2 separate regions of the Mus musculus genome follow, and region 2 is linked to region 1. The links are chromatin loops, found by intact Hi-C in ENCODE. Cell type or tissue: gastrocnemius. All regions are shown on one strand.

Region 1 (2,500 bases):
AAGAAAGCTGGCTTTGTAGGCTGTCTTCAGTCTCAACAAGGAAAGGCCCTATGCCCCACCACGCCTGGCTAACAGAATGGGGCTATCACTCCTCCTCCTCCTCCTCCTCCTCCTCCTCTTCCTCCTCCTCCTCCTCCTCTTCCTCCTCTTCTTCCTCTTCCTCCTCCTCTTCTTCCTCCTCCTCCTCCTCTTCTTCTTCTTCTTCCTCTTCTTCCTCCTCTTTTTCCTCCTTTTCCTCCTCCTCCTTTTCCTCCTTTTCCTCCTCCTCCTTTTCCCCTTTTCCTTTTCCTCCTTTTCCTCCTCCTCCTCTTCCCCCTTTTCCTCTTCTTCCTCTCTCTTCTTCCTCCTCCTCCTCCTCTTCCTCCTCCTCCTCCTCTTCCTCCTCCTCCTCTTCCTCCTCTTCTTCCTCTTCTTCTTCCTCCTCTTCTTCCTCCTCCTCTTCCTCCTCTTCCTCCTCCTCTTCCTCTTCCTCCTCCTCCTCTTCCTTTTGTTTTCTTTTGTTTTGTTTTTCAATACAGGGTTTCTCCAGCCTTGGCTGTCCTGAAACTTGCTCTGTAGATCAGGCTGGCCTTGAACTCACAGAGGTCCACCTGCCTCTGCCTCCCAAGTGCTGAGATTAAAGTGGTGTGCCACCACCACCTGGCTGGCACTGTCACTCTTGCATTGCTGGGGAGATAGATGGCAGCAGGACAGCTGTGGACAGGGGCTTGGTGTTCACATCTGGGAATAGTGGGCTAGGGAAATGTCTGCACACCTGAGGGCAAGGGCAGGAGTGTGGCCCTCAGATGCCTTTTATCTTAAGGTAAAATGAAACCCGTTCTTTCTTTAACCTTTGAGCTGTGTTTGCTGCGTCTATGTGCCCTTGATCCTTACAGATCCTTTGATTGATTCAGGAATGTTATGAGTTCTTTGTATAACTCAGCCTTGGGATTTGATTTGACTTAATGGGCTTTTCTAGTAAGAACATAAAAACTGAGACTAGTTTCAAATCCAGTCACCCCCTGAGTCGCCCTCAGTATGTGCTGCCCATGTGACGAGCTACTTTTCCATTGACAACAAAGATCTATTGTGAGTCCACGATGGGCACATTCTAACTTTCACATGCTCAAACTGAAATGTATGTCAACGTGCGGATTTCATACAGCTCTTTATATACTGTGTATATTAAAACTAAAATGACATGAGGTGGCTTAAGTGTGTGGAGAATAAATCTAAAGTGTTTACTAATGTGTGTGTTTGTGTGTGTATATGTGTGAGCGGCCTGAATCAGGGTCTGTTTTTCTTGTAGGTCTGAGGTGGTCTGTGGGAGAGGTTTTGTGGGGATATGACATCCTCATCTGAACAGATCTGAGGACTCAGACTTTAAGACACGCCCTTAACCAGAAGGGCAGGGGCAAGGCTGTTCTATAGGCTGGGCAGCCTGCAGGCTCTGTGTCTGGCACCTCCTGTGTGCCCGAAAGGCACCTTAGAGTTCTGTACTAGAGACGAAGGTTTCATTTCCACAGGCCAGCTATATTAAAGAATGGCCACCAGGAGGCGCAGCAGCTGGCCACATCACCTAGTCCCACCCCAGGGCTGCTGCCCTCCTCAGAGGCTGCTTTGAAACAGCTGACAGAATTCCCAGGAACAGTGAGAAGTCCACACAACCTCTTTGGACCAGCCTCCTAAGCCTTGCCGGAGGGAGGGAAGGGAGAGGGCGTGGGGTGGTGGCAGTGGTGGTCCCGGCATCTCTCCTTTGGCTGTCCAGAGTCCCAGCCATTGCAGGAGGACAAGGTCACTTTTCCAATACGAATTTGAGTTGCTGGGTTGGGATTTGAGGGTAAACAAGTCCTGTTGCTCAGGAGAAGAAGCAGAGGCCTGGCTTAGAATGCCAGTCAGAAAGCAGCTCAGAGCCCTGTCCCCTGTCCTGGAAGAGGGACTGTCCCATCTGATAGCATCACTCATCACCACAGTCTTGGGCCATGAAGATGCCTCTGCTGTGCCAGGAAGAGTTAGGACTGAGGAGTCTCTGCCTTTTCCTCGAGTCCTTGTGGGAGGCCTGATGACAGCTGCCGAGCACCCTCACTCTGGGCCAGCAGATGGAAAGACTAAGAAGGGCCTGGCAGAGGCTCTGTGAACCAGCTCTCAGATGGAGGAGTCTGCTGAATGCCAAGGAGAAGCCCCTCAGACTTGAGGGGGGGGTTCTTTACCTAAAGTCACAGGCACAACCCTTAAAAAGATGGATGGGCGGGTTTGGGGCTGGAGAGGTGGCTCAGCAGTTAAGGGCACTGGCTGTTCTTTCAGAGGACCTAGATTTGGTTTCCAGCAGTTGCACAGCAGTCCACAAATATCTATAACACCAGTTACAGGGCATTTGAGGCCTTCTGGCCTCTGCAGGCACCAGGCACTGATACACACACGTGGGAAGCCCCCATTAATTAAAAAAAAAAAGTTAAAAGTTTTAAAAAGATCGACAAGTTTGATTACAGGAGATCCTGGGAAAGGGAAAGGAACTGGAACG
Region 2 (2,500 bases), 200 kb after region 1:
GCATTCACAACTAAGAGGCTTAGCTTGTGTGAATGCCAAGAATATCCTGTTTGTTGTCTTACTCTTACATTAACGTTGAATGCTTCATAAAGAATCTTTTAAAGGGCAGGGAAATCAAGGCACAGTGGTTGAAATAAGGTGGGTCCCAAGAGAGGGGGGAGGAGGAGACCCTCAGAATTTATGCAGAAATGGGTCAGAATCTTGAAGGAGAACCTGCTTCCTTCATGAAAAACAAAACCAAAAAAAATCAAAGACAGCTGACAGCAAGCTTGTGAGTCTGTGAGTCTGGACACAGGAAGCAGGGAGCTCTCCTGTGCAGTGTCTCTGTTTTCGCTGTAAGAGAGGGCAAAGGTGTTTGTTAGCAGAGTAAGGTGAACATAGAACACAGAAACAGGAAGGCCTGTTGTAGTGTCTAGAGAGCCAGCAAGCCTGGCATGAGTTGTCCGTAAAACCATCCGGCCTTAATGAAGCCTAGCTGAGGTAGATAAGGCAGACCAGCACCTGCACTCCTGGCTTATCCTCTCCACTCTTAATCATTTCAGGACCCCTGCTTAGGGAACGCTGCTGCCCACAGTGAGTTGGATCATGCTATATTGACTACCTTAATTAAGATACACATGCACTCACACTCATGAACACACACACACACACACACACACACACACACACACACACACGCACATGCACACTCCCAAAGGCCAACCCAAATGTAGACAATCCCTTAATGAGACTCTCTTCCCAGGTGATTCTAAGTTGTGTCAAGTTGACAATTAATAAAGCTGACATTAGATGGGCCTATGTCCAAGCCCATCTGAAGGAACATCTTAATAACACATAACATTTTCATAATTATCCCTAAGATGCTTTCTGGATGGTCAAGGTGTGGTATCGAGTGTGTGTGTGTGTGTGTGTGTGTGTGTGTGTGTGTGTGTGTGTGTGTGTATGTGTGTGTGAAGTGTTTCCTCTCCCATTGGATGCTGAGTTTTGCTATTCTTCATTGCTGTGCCTCTCTAGCCCCATGACTTCCTGATGCCCCAAGCACAGGGACTCAGTTCCCTGCATTCATGACCACGTCTGCTGCCCCCTCACAACCTCCACTCAAGCCTGTCTGGATCCTCAGAGCAGTCTGAGGCAGCCGCTAAGTGGGTGCATGGAGCTTCTAAGAGGGAGAGCCAATCCCCCGCTAGAGAGGCCCCTGAGAAGCCAGGCCTGCTCCCTGGGCGTTTTTCCCAACCTTAACCCCAAGCAAAGCCCCGTTGCAAGTGATGGCCCGAGTGGGGTTAAGAGTGAGACAGAAACCAGCACTCAACTGCTTTTCAGGGGCGAGCAAAAGTCCCATCTGGCGATCGCTTATCCAGGGCCCAGTGCCAACAGGCCTTCTTTTATCTCTGAGCGCCCTCTACTGGCCGTGAAAACAAACTCCTCTTGGGCTATGATCGAACCAGGAGCTCACGCATCATTTTCTTCTTCAACCCCCTTTATACGCTTCGGGGAATTCATATTGATGCCTCCCTCTGTCTGCCTTCTCCAAGATGGTATCAAGCTCTGAATGCAGTACTGCTAGACCTGAAGGGGAGGCTTCTGCTATTCTCTTTGGTCCCATCCACAAGGCTCCTGGATTCACCTCCCTTCCTGCTCCCGGACTGTGCGTGGTAGTGAGTCCTCACATCTACGTACGGCTGGACACCTTTCTGCTGAGACCCATCTGCTGCCATTTCTCCTTCCCCATTGCTCAAGGGAATCGTAACCCTGTGGTGGAAGTGAGCCTTAGGGTGGGGCTGTGTAACGCCTTCCTTCCTAGCCCCTGTAAAACTGGATCCTCTGTCCTTGGCTCCTAAGACTCATTCCAGGCTTTTCCCATAACCTGGAATTCAGACCACTAGAAAAGGGGAATCAAATGCATAATGAATATTGCGAACCTCCAACCCCTCCCTTTCCTTGTCTGCTGCAAGAACTTCCAACCACTCAGTTCTTGACATAGTAATTGACTAGTGAACCTAGGAGCCGGTAGGGTGAAGATTACACCGGACTGGGAGAGAAATGAAAAGAAAGAAAGAAAGAGAGAGAGAGAGAGAGAGAGAGAAAGAGAGAGAGAGAGAGAGAGAGAGAGAGAGAGAGAGAGAGAGAGAGAGAGAAAGCAAGTAAGCAATGGTCCAGCAAGCTTCCTCTCCAGGTCTGGTTTCACATCAAACTGTGTACTTAGCCTTTTCTTCCCTCATAGTTCAAAGCCAAGAACTTGACATCTTTGTTTCCTGATTCTCCTACTGGCCTTTTTAGGGACTCTTGTCCTTGGGTTGGACAACCTGAGCTGGGCGTGAGGCGTGAATTTGGGAGGGTGGGGAGAGGGAAGTGGATATGGGAGGAGTTATGAAGTTGCCAGTGAATAGGATTAAGATACATTGTATGACATTCTCAAAGAATTGAGAAAATAATGTTTTTAAGATAAGACGCGGGGTCCTAACTCAGAGGGTCCCTTGTAGCATCCACAAGCCACATCGAC

The links. A loop is a pair of places that touch in the nucleus more often than their neighbours do. Peaks named below come from ENCODE experiments on the same cell type or tissue, not always from the same donor. Only the 100,000 strongest peaks of a DNase experiment are listed, where the experiment ranks them.
Region 2: a loop joins it to region 1, with 5 times the contacts of the local background. A loop is called at or near these places in 26 of 42 quality-filtered maps.

The regions. Positions count from the first base shown.
Region 1 is chr9:121,678,772-121,681,271 of GRCm38, reverse strand. Sec22c (SEC22 homolog C, vesicle trafficking protein) reads left to right here. Exons shown (of 7, transcript NM_001164562.1): 7 at 1-1,227. Among named protein-coding and RNA genes, the nearest start is that of Sec22c, 25 kb to the left of the region's middle. In gastrocnemius, a CTCF peak has its summit at 1,526 (motif pointing right); DNase peaks (open chromatin) are centred at 1,554 and 2,015; H3K27ac peaks cover 705 bases.
Region 2 is chr9:121,476,360-121,478,859 of GRCm38, reverse strand. No RefSeq gene overlaps it. Among named protein-coding and RNA genes, the nearest start is that of Gm38661, 14 kb to the left of the region's middle. In gastrocnemius, a CTCF peak has its summit at 1,404 (motif pointing left); DNase peaks (open chromatin) are centred at 1,358 and 1,632; H3K4me3 peaks cover 305 bases.